Regions from separate parts of the Homo sapiens genome. Here regions 2 and 3 are each linked to region 1. The links are chromatin contacts, found by Hi-C or POLR2A ChIA-PET in ENCODE. All regions are on one chromosome and are shown on one strand. The core of a region is the stretch at or near the end of the contact, and the rest is flanking DNA. Distances in the headings are between cores, read along the strand shown.

Evidence for each region. A loop is a pair of places that touch in the nucleus more often than their neighbours do. ChIA-PET counts read pairs that join two places held with the same protein, here RNA polymerase II (POLR2A). Pooled maps may share reads with other maps.
Region 2: a loop to region 1 is called in a map of PC-3, with 3 times the contacts of the local background. The contact joins two enhancer-like sites. A Hi-C loop is called at or near these places in 4 of 168 maps with a recorded cell type or tissue (IMR-90, PC-3, heart right ventricle and 1 more) and 1 of 50 pooled maps. POLR2A ChIA-PET finds 5 or more read pairs at or near these places in 3 of 52 experiments (AG04450, BJ and PC-3).
Region 3: a loop to region 1 is called in a map of mammary epithelial cell, with 4 times the contacts of the local background. The contact joins two enhancer-like sites. A Hi-C loop is called at or near these places in 1 of 168 maps with a recorded cell type or tissue (mammary epithelial cell) and 2 of 50 pooled maps. POLR2A ChIA-PET finds 5 or more read pairs at or near these places in 2 of 52 experiments (A549 and AG04449).

The regions. Positions count from the first base shown.
Region 1 is chr12:115,153,923-115,157,546 of GRCh38, reverse strand. The region is part of intron 1 of LOC124903081 (a long non-coding RNA gene); the gene reads right to left. Among named protein-coding and RNA genes, the nearest start is that of TBX3, 470 kb to the right of the region's middle. Within about 2 kb of position 1,631, at least 4 of the 41 ENCODE cell types and tissues checked have a DNase peak (open chromatin) inside an H3K27ac peak, as active enhancers do.
Region 2 is chr12:114,912,190-114,915,813 of GRCh38, reverse strand. No RefSeq gene overlaps it. Among named protein-coding and RNA genes, the nearest start is that of TBX3, 230 kb to the right of the region's middle. Within about 2 kb of position 1,604, at least 3 of the 41 ENCODE cell types and tissues checked have a DNase peak (open chromatin) inside an H3K27ac peak, as active enhancers do.
Region 3 is chr12:115,339,938-115,343,561 of GRCh38, reverse strand. All of the region lies in intron 2 of LOC124903082 (a long non-coding RNA gene), which reads left to right. Among named protein-coding and RNA genes, the nearest start is that of LINC02463, 540 kb to the left of the region's middle. RefSeq lists an enhancer at 1,494-2,693. Within about 2 kb of position 1,966, at least 8 of the 41 ENCODE cell types and tissues checked have a DNase peak (open chromatin) inside an H3K27ac peak, as active enhancers do.

The sequences.
Region 1 (3,624 bases), core at 382-2,881:
AGGATGGTCCCGATCTCCTGACCTCGTGATCTGCCTCCTCGGCCTCCCAAAGTGCTGGGATTATAGGCGTAAGCCTCCGCGCCCAGCCTAGTTCTCCCTATCTTATGCCCCATACACCCTACTTCCTCTATCATGTTTGAATGATTGGATTAATGTCTGATTTCATTATTCTTTAAATTCATAAAGATAGGCTCTAAATATGCCTTTCTTTTGCTACATCTCCAGCATCTCATGTGGTGCCTGGCACATACAGGTATTGAAAATATATTTGTGAATGGACAAATAAAAGAGGGAATTTCTGGGTGTAGATTTCCTCTGTTGGAAAGTATTCTTAATTTTCCCAGGCCATCCCAATGGCAAGTGATATTTCCACATTGCAAAGCTGAGCGGCAGTGAGTTCTGAAACTTTCAGAGCTCACAAGATCCTCTGTGGCAGTCAGTCTAGGCTAGCTGTTTTTCAGATGAAGAAACTGAGTCCAGAGGTAAGGGGATGCATCCAACTGACCTAATGTGCAGACCTGGGACTGCAACTCAGAACTTTTAACTCCTAGAATCTTCCACAAGACAAAAGGAGTGGAATTCCCTCACTAAAATTGATAATTCCTTTAGTGTAGAATAATTGGGACTTGCCAGTTAGAGATGGAGGTGACTGAGGCAGTTATTTGCAACAAAGTAGCTTTCTCATTAGAGGTAAGTATTGGGGTATAGTAAGAAAAGAAAATTAAATAAAAACATGGGTTCAAGAAAACAAGGGCTCAATTCTTGTATTATCTCAGAATACCCACAATGTCTTCATTTCTAAGTGGGTGTGATGATGCTTTATTAAGGGAATTTTATATTTCACATGAAGCAATGCCTGTGTGGCATAGTAAAGAGTGTGAGAGGCTGGCTCTGTGGTGGCTTGTGCCTGTAATCCCAGTGCTTTGGGAGGCCAAGTTAGGAGGATTGCTTCAGGCCAGAAGTTAAAGACCAGCCTGAGCAACATAATGAGATTCTGTCTCTACAAAAAAAAAAAAAAAAATTTCCCAGGCATTGTGGTGCATGCCTGTACTCAGAAGGCTGGGGCAGGAGGATTGCTTGAGCCTAGGAGTCCAAGGCTGCAATGAGCTATGATTGTACCATCGCACTCCAGCCTGGATGACAGAGCAAGACCTTGTCTCTACATCTCAAAAAAAAAAAAAAAAAAAAAAAGGAAGGAATTTGGCTGGGCTTTGTCTCTGGTTTCTAAATGGGAAACCCTAAATCTTTGGAATTTCCTGAGCAATAGGAGTCTTTGTTACTCATGAGCCTCTCAGACCATACCTGAGTTTATGGTAAGAGATGAGGTGACTCAGGATGGGGGCTGGTCAACCAGAAACACTAATCACACAGTTAGACATTTGAGGCTTCGAGACAGCCTAACCACTGGGAGGGGTGGCTGATGAAGACCAGGTTTGACCATGTGGTCCATGATTCAATCCATCATTGCTATGCAATGTAACCCCAATAAAAAATCTAGACACCAAAACTAATGGAGCTTCCTGATGACCAAAAACACTGATGTGTCAAGAGGGTGATGTACTCCGATTCCGTGGGGAGAGGCACGGAAGCTTTGTGTTCGGGACCTTCCCAGACCTCAGCCTTATGTGTCTCTCCTTTTGGCTAGTCCTGATTTTGTATCCTTTGTAATAAAACTATAACTCTAGGTATAGTTATTTCCTGTATTCTCTGAGTCATTCTAGCAAATTATCCAGCCCCTTTCAAGAGTCATGCACTCTTGAATTTTCAGCCAGTTGGTCAGAAGTGTGAGTGGCCTGGACACCCTCAAGCTTGTGGCTAGCATCGGAAGTGAGTATAGTCTTACTGGGGAGTGTGTCCTTCACTTGTGGACTTGGTGCTAACACCAGCTGGTGGTTAGCATCAGAATTCAGTGTAGAATAGCAGAGTGTGAGATGTTTATGGTAGACTGTGGCCACACTGGTTTTGTCTTTATCACAGTTTCCTTATTTCCCTTCCTGTGATGGTCTCAGAGCCCACCTTCTCTGCTGGCAACCCACTTCATGTGACTTGACTGGGATCAACAATCCCTTCACACCTCCATCACACTAGTGGACACTTAACTGAAAGCAAATTGTTCAGACTTTCCCAGGACTTTTCTATAGGAAAGATGGTGGCTTTCAGCTGGAGAATGTGAACTGTGGTTCTCCACTGGCCACCATGCCTGTCATGTGGATGGAGTGTGCCTGAGAGTTGAAGAGAAAGGCAGCCTAGTCAATCCATGAGTCTTAGATCAAATAACACTTCAGAGGAGTATTATTCAGTTACATGAGACAATAAGTCACCATTATCTTTTTGTTGTTGTTGTTGTTGATAAAAGTAATTTGAATTGGGTTCAAAAGTAAGCTTACCATCAATGGTTCACTGGATAAAGCAAATGTGGTACATGTACACCATGGAATACTATGCAGCCATAATAAAGAATGAAATCATGTCTTTTGCAGCAACATAGATGGAGCTGGAGGCCATAATCCTAAGCGAATTAATGTAGGCACAGAAAGGCAAATACTTCCTGTTCTCTCTTATAAGACGAAGTTAAATATCAAATACACATGGACACAAAGAAGGAAACAATAGGCATCAGGGCTTACTTGAGAATGGAGGGTGAGGATTGAAAAACTTCCTATCAGATACTCTGCTCATTACCTGGGTGACAAGATTATCTGTACACCAAACCCCTGTAACACACAGTTTACCCATATAACAAACCTGCACATATAACCCTTGAGCCTAAAATAAAAGTAGGAAAGAAAAAAATAAAGTTTAAAAGTAGGCTTAAAATCCCCAAATTTTCCTTTTAATTTGTAGCACACAACAACCCACACTGCTCCCTTCAATGAATAATGTAAATGGCTACAGATTCTTCTACCTTTATGGAGAGAAGTGAGTTCTCATACCTCTATACTGGAGACTATGCTGGCCCTATTGATTTGTTTGACTGATAAAATGTGGTAAAAGGGATGTTGACTTCTGACACTTAATCAAAAGAAGCCTCGAGTTTCTTCTCAGACTTTGGAACACTCACTTTGAGGCAGGACACCACTATGTATGAAGTCTGACCACCCTGGAACTGCCATGCTAGAGAGACCACCCAGGGAACAATTGAGAGGACACGACCACCTGGCACCCAGCTGGCCTAGCCACTCCTCACCAAGGCAGACCCCTCCATGGAGATTCCAGACAATATATGAAGCAGAGACAAGTCAGCCTCACTAAATACTGCCCAAAGAACAGGCCCACAGGCAGGCTCGCAGGCCCTGAGCTCTAAGGTGGTTGGTTATGCAACAATACGTAAATGAAACAGATAGTAATATAATAATAATGGTAAACCTTTCCCCAATGGTTCTTCCTATATGCCAGGTACTCAAAGGTACCATTTCATTGCTTCATCAAAGCAACCCAGACAGCCGTGATCGTGCCACTGCACTCCAGCCTGGGTGGCAGAGCAAGACCCTGTTTCAAAAAAAAAAAAAGCAACCTAAGGAGATAGGTACTATTATTAACTGCATTTTAGAGATGAGAAAACTGAGGGTTAGGGAGACAAAATCACATGTACAAGGTCACAAAACTTTGAAGTAACAGAACCAG
Region 2 (3,624 bases), core at 355-2,854, 240 kb after region 1:
GTAGTGGATGTTATGGGGCTAGGCCCATACTCTCCCTACACCATGCCCATGCAGGCCGATTCAATGGCTTCTGACTGTAACCGTGAGTACCTACGATTCTTTGCCTGAGGGATTTATTTGGCCTGCATGTGGGACCTGCTAGAAATTGACTCCTGGAGGAGCCCTGCACTGTGATTGACTGGAGTTGGGGCCTGATCACCCCAACTTCCTTGCCATTTGGTGAGACAGCCCTGGGGTGCATCCTTCCTACAGATTCCCACAGGGACCACATCCGAGTTGCCCACAGTAGGGATGCTGGTGACATGGGGTGAGGGCTGAGACTTGATGAACTTCTTTCCTTTCCCATCTTACCTCTCCACTTCCTTGCACATGCTTCTTGAGATCTCCTCTCAAATTCTCCACTTAGACTCAAATCCTGTCTCAGGGTCGGCTCCTGGAGGACCCTGATCTCAGCACTGCCTCACAGAGTTACCGTTAGGATGAAATAAACAAATAGATAGAAAATTCTTAGAGGAGTGTCTGTTAGATGGCAGGATGGAGATAAATGATTAGTCTGATCATTGTGAGGATTTAAATAATCTGGGAGCCAGGCTCGGTGGCTCATACTTGTAATCCCAACACCTTGGGAGGCCTAGGCAAGAGGATTGTTTGAACACAGGGGTTCGTGACCTGCCTGGGCAACGTAGCAAGACCTCGTCTTATAAATAAATTTTTAAAAATAAAAAATAATAATAATCTGGCATGTGCCACATATAAAGCACCTTAGCCTAGTGCTGGGCACAGAGTAAGGGCTCCAACCATGACTGTGTCATTTTGCAGATGTGGAAACTGAGGTTCAGAGGCCTGAAGCAACTGTCCTGAGGTTGCTTTCCATAGTGGTGGAGTTCCGATGTAAACCTAGATTGATCCTGCTCCTTACAACCTCCTCAGAGGGAGAAAAGGGGAGCAAAATCGTGGCTATTAGGACAAAGTGTTAACATCGACCCCCGAGCCTCCCTTTCCTTGGTTAGCTGAGAATCCGGGAGCTTGAACAAAAGCAGCTTCGGAGCCTCAAGCCCTGCAGATACAAGGCATGTAGAAACAAAGCCGTGTCTCTAAGTCCTGGCTGGTGACCCATCCCCCGAAGCTATCCATCATCTTGAACAGGGATTTTATGCACCCTGTACGCCAATCACCTCTTCAATTACCTCTCAGGAGGAGGGAGAAGCCCAGTGGTATCTGATGTCCCATTTGATTTAGGGTAAGTCACACTTAAGAGGGCATCTGAGGTTAAAGAACACAGAATTCTGGGCCTGTTTATAAATCAACAGGCTTGAGGTTTTCATTATTCACCTTCTAGATCATGGAGCGATATGACTCACTGGATCATAAAAGAGATCAAATAGCTTTGTTGCTAATAATTCTTTCCCTGACCCACTCTCTGGCACATTTGGTTTGTAAACAGAGTTTTAATGGCATCCCTTGGACATAATAACGTAATTTCTTTATAGCACCTTGGCCGCCTTGCCACTCTCGGCTGTAATCAGATTTAGGTTTAAGCCTCCCTCATTTGTGGGAGCTAATGTTGTTTGGTGTTTTAAGAACTACTTAGGGCTGGGGATATTGCCCTTTGAAAGGATTGAACCAGCTCCTTTCAGAACACAGCACTCTGATGAGTCTGGCCTAGAAGCCATGGATAGTGTTCCTGGGACCCAGAACTCTGAGATCCCTGACTCTGGCCCCCATCCAGGTTCCCCAGGGAAAACCCTTCCTATGCAAGTCCTCAGTGACCTCAAAGGTTGTCTCTAAAATTGTCAGGAATGTCGAATCAGCTCTTGAAGTCACCTATCATTGTATGGGTGAGACAGGATTGTTCATTAATTCACCATTACATACAAAGATGCTCCAGGTTTGAAGGTAGTAAGGGGGTGGCTTGGTGATGACAAAATAGTGTGAGAAACAAGAAAAAAAAATGTTGAGGGGTCATTAAAAGGATGGAAAATATCCTTCAGGACAAGCTTTCCCAAACGTCAGTCATTTCTATACCACTCTACAATGTGAGCCAACTCTGAGCACCCTCTTATTATTATATATGTATTTTGGGGGGTTTAAATGGACTTACTCTATATACATTTAAATGTTTGCCATAAATAGGAAGTAACCATAAAAAGAGATGTGGGTCCACATCTCTAATCCAGAACCCCCAGGGCCAGATGGGTTTCAGAATTCAGAACTTCATAGACTTTAGAAAGGCAACATGGTCATATACCCCCAGGACTGCACCCCTTATTAGATACATTCATAGTTTTGCAGCATCACCTATACACATTCACATTAAGATCGTTTTTTTATTCATGATGAAGATCATCTTTATAGGAAAATGAAAGACGTTTTTAAAATTTTTTTACATTGTAATTGTACATATTTATACATTACAATTTGATGTTTTAACATACCTATAGGTTGCATAATTATCAAATCACCTCATGCATTTATCATTCCTTTGTGGCGAGAATACTCAAAAACTTCTCTTCTGGCTAGTTCACAATATACAATGCCTGACTCCTAACCATAGTCACCCCACTGTGCAACAGAGTGACAGGACTTGTTTCTCCTCTCTTATTGCAATTTTGTACCCATTGACCAATATCTCCCATCTTCCCCTATTCCTGCTGCCCCTTCCTAGTCTCTGGTATCCACTGTTCTACTCTCTACTTCTATGACATAAATTTTTTAGATTGCACATATATGTGAGATCATATGGTATTTGTCTTTCTGTGTCTGGCTTATTTCACTTAATAATGTGATGTTCCATGTTGACACAAATGACCAGATTTCATTTTTTATGGCTGAATAATATTCCATTATGTATATATGCCATTTTTAATTTATTCATCCATTGTTGGATGTTTAGATTGATTCCATATCTTGGCTATTGTAAATAATGCTGCATTAAGCATAAGAGTACAGATATCTCTTTGACACGTGAATGCCATTTCCTTTGTATATCCAGTAGTAGGATTGCTAGATCATATGGTAGTTCTATTTTTAGTTTTTTGAGGAACCTCTATGCTGTTTTCCATAACGGCTATACTAATTTACAGTCTCACCAACAGCATGTAAGTGTTCCCTTTTCTCTACATCCTTGCCAACTTTTATTTTGTCTTTTTGATAATAGCCATTCTGACTAGAGTGAGGTGATATCTCACTGTGGTTTTGATTTGCAATTCCCTAATGATTAGAGATGTTGAGCATTTCTTCATATACCTGTTGGTCATTTGCATGTCTTCTTTTGAGAAATGTCTTTAAACTCTTTTGCTCATTTTTTTAAAATTATACTTTAAGTTCTAGGGTACATGTGCACAACGTGCAGGTTTGTTATATATGTATACATGTGCCATGTTGGTGTGCTGCACCAATTAACTCAGCATTTACATTAGGTATATCTCCTAAGGCTATCCCTCCCCTCTACCCCCACCCCACTACAGGCCCCCGTGTGTGATGTTCCCCTTCCTATGTCCAAGTGTTCTCATTTTTTAATTGGGTTACTCGTGAGGACTTCAGGGATTTTTTTTGCTTTTGTTTTGTTGTTGTTGTTGTTTTTGCTGTTGAGTTGTTTAAGTTCCTTAAGTTCCTTATATATTC
Region 3 (3,624 bases), core at 717-3,216, 190 kb before region 1:
GTGTGAAGAAACAAAGGTGTGGGAGTCAGAGCCCATTTCATTGTCTATGGAGCCAGGATCCCAGCAGAAAAAAAAAAAATTCGTTCAGCTGTTTAACTGAGAGACATTTCCATAAGGGCTATTTACAGAATTGTGAGCTGAGTTAGGAGAACCAGAAATGGATGATGAAGCACCATCAGGGACTTCTAACAGCAGGAAGTTGTCACCAACCCTGGAACACAAGGGGCAGTGGGAGGAAAAGGACCCTTGGAGTCCAGTGAAAGCTGGAGCCATGGAGGTGAGGTCACCCAGTGAGTGATGTAGACATGGGGAGCCACAAACCCTTTCAGATATATAATACAGAAGCAGAGAGGGAGTAGAGGCATTGATACCCAAGCTCTCTCTCTTGCCACCCTCAGTCTTCTGCTGGTGTTTATCATTGGTCAAACCCAACTGAAAGCCGGGGTAAGGGAACATGAGTTTCATAGTCTGTGTGCATCACAAAGAGGGCAGAGCAAGGTAGAGAATTAACCTTCGAGATGGAATTGGAGTTAGAATAACCAGCATCCTTGATTCAAGGTGGTAAAAGGGAAGACAATGCTACCTGCCTATTTGTTAAGGAGACTGAGTTGACAGGAACAAAGTTTATCGGGTGATATTCCCATGCAGAATCAACATAGAAGCTCCTCATTCTTTGGCAAGAAATGTTCCCTCCAATTGTATATATTTGACATTGGTCGGAGTGATGGATGGAGAGAAAAAAATAAAGGATACTAGGTCCTTGGTGTGTTGTTTCACGTGAAGACCACAAAGATTTTCTAGCGGAGAGATGTATTCTTATGGTAACCAGTTTCTAATAGTCCTATCCTTGTGTAGTTCCCTCCCACATTATACCAGGGTTGGTCTCACCAATGGCATACAGCGGAAGTGATGGTGTTTCACCTCTGAGATTAGATAACAAAAGAAATTGCAGGTATATTATCTCTCCCCCATCCCCCCCTTTCCTGCTCTCCTTTTTTCTTCCTCCCTTCTCCCTCCTCCCTGCTCTCTTCTCTCCTCTCTGTCTTTCAACTGATCATGGTGGGGGGCGGGGTGGGGGGCAGGTGGGGGGAGCTATTTTGGGAGCAGCCCTGAAGAGAGACCTACATAGTGAGAATCTGAGACTTCCTGCCAACAGCCACATGAATAAGCATTGAAATGAATTTCCCCCAGTCAAGCCTTCAAATGAGACGACAGCCCATCTGACTACTTGACTGCCATGTCATGAGAGACTCTGAAGCAGAACCATGCAGTTAAGCTGCTTCCAGATTCTTGACGTTCAGAAACTGCGAGCTAACTTTGAGGTTAAATGCATTTGCTCCTTTTCAGTAATGATTTGTAACATGCATTTATTTTGTGCTTATTTTAATCTTTCACAAAGCCTGGGATTCACACTCTCTTAACTGTGTAACAAAGTCCTTGTCTAGCCTCTGAGACTCAGTTTCTTCAATTTTCAGTGAAGATCACAATAATCCTATCAAAAGGGTTGTCCTGAGGATCAAATTGTTGTCCAAAATACTTATAGTATTCTAATTCCCTTAGGACAGTGCCTAAAACAGAGTAACTACTTAACAAACTTAGTTGTTATCATTAAAGAGGGAGAAAAATGGGTTTCAAATACTATTTATAATTAAGATCATGGCACCAATGAAACCTGAGATTACAGTTCACCATTATTGCATGGTCTATTTCAGCTCTGTTATTTCTCTTGCCTCGAAGACAGTTCTGTTCTCTCACAATTGCTGCAATGCACAGTTTCCCAAAACAACATGCAGTTCTGCCAACCTCAGAGGCCTGGAGCTTTGAAACATCCCCCTCCTGACCATGGAGAATTGGCTGTCTCCACTCGCGCCTCCTTGGCAGAAGGGGAATCCCTGATTTTCTGGACATGCTTTGTCACTCCCTGGGTGTGAGCCAGATCTTGCTCATGATTTCCATTCTCTAATGACTCGGGGATGAGCATGTGACTGAGTCATAGGGAGCCGGTGGGGTGTGGGTGGCTGTATGGTGTTTATACTGAAATCACAGGGGGTTGGGGCTTCATAGAAAATAGCAACAATGAGTAGATGACCGGTTCAGATGTGAGTTCAGCAAACCACCAAGGCACATGTATACCTATGTAACAAACCTGCATGTTCTGCACGTGTATCCCAGAACTTAAAGTATAATTTGAAAAAAGAAAAAAAAAAAAGAAAATAGCAACAATGAATAAGGAGTCAGAGCAGCTCACCCAAGCTCTGTCATGTTTCACACTTAACCTGGGAAAATTCACCAACTTTCCTTGTTGCTAAAAACTGCCAAGTTTTTCAATCAGTAAGCGCATCTTCTTTCTCTCTAAGAATGATGTCAAGAGCACTATTAGTAGCTTTTGTCTTGAAGCTTGAGCTGGCCTTCATGACAATCTTCCCACTTTGGCAAGAGAGTACATCCATTTTAGTTTTCAACTCTCCCTTACTCCCCAGAAGCAGGTAAAAAGGAAAAGCAGCAGTGAAAATAGTAGCTGTCATTCTGTGTCAATTACCCTCCTAGGCATAGAAATCTCTGACTGGAAAAGAATGGAAGAAAATTGCCAAGTGGACAGAAGGTTGAATCCCAGTATTTTCTCTCCAAAGCAATTCACCTTTCAGACTACACATATTCAAAGAAGCATATGGGCCGGGTATGGTGGCACATGCCTGTAATACCAGCACTTCGGGAGGCCGAAGTGGGGGTATCACATGGGGTCAGGGGTTTGAGACCAGCCTGGCCGACATGGTGAAACCCCATCTTTACTAAAAATACAAAAATTATCCAGGTGTGGTGGCATACACCTGTAATGTCAGCTATTCTGGAGGCTGAGGCAGGAGAATCACTTGAACCGAGGAGGCAGAGGTTACAGTGAGCCAAGGTTGTACCACTGCACTCCAACCTGGACGATAGAGTGAGTGAGACCCTGTCTTAAAACAAACAAACAAAAGCATATGTACAAGCACATATTTAGAGTCATGCTGTTTACAATAGTGAAAAATAGGAAGCTACAAAAATGACCATCTATTCGTGACTAATTCAACTCATTCATATACTTTCAAAAGTGGTATACTCTATAACCATTAGCAAGAATATGCTATATTTATTTGTATTATATACCCAAATTATAAATCATTCTACTATAAAGACACATGCACACATATGTTTATTGAGCCACTGTTCACAATAGCAAAGACTTGGAATCAACCCAAATGCCTATTAATGATAGACTGGATAAAGAAAATGTGGCACATATACACCGTGGAATATTATGCAGCCATAACAAAGAATGGGTTCATGTCCTTTGCAGGGAAGCCATCGTTCTCAGCAAACTAATACAGGAACAAGAAAGCAAACACTGCATGTTCTCACTCATAAGTGGGAGTTAAACAATGAGAACACCTGGACACAGGGAAGGGAACATCACACACGGGGGCCTGTCAGGGGTTGGGGGGCAAGGGGAGGGAGAGCATTAGGACAAATACCTAATGCATGCGGGACTTAAAAACCTAGATGACGGGTTGATAGGTGCAGCAAACCACCATGGCACGTGTATACCTATGTAACAAACTTGCATGTTCTGCACATGTATCCCAGAAC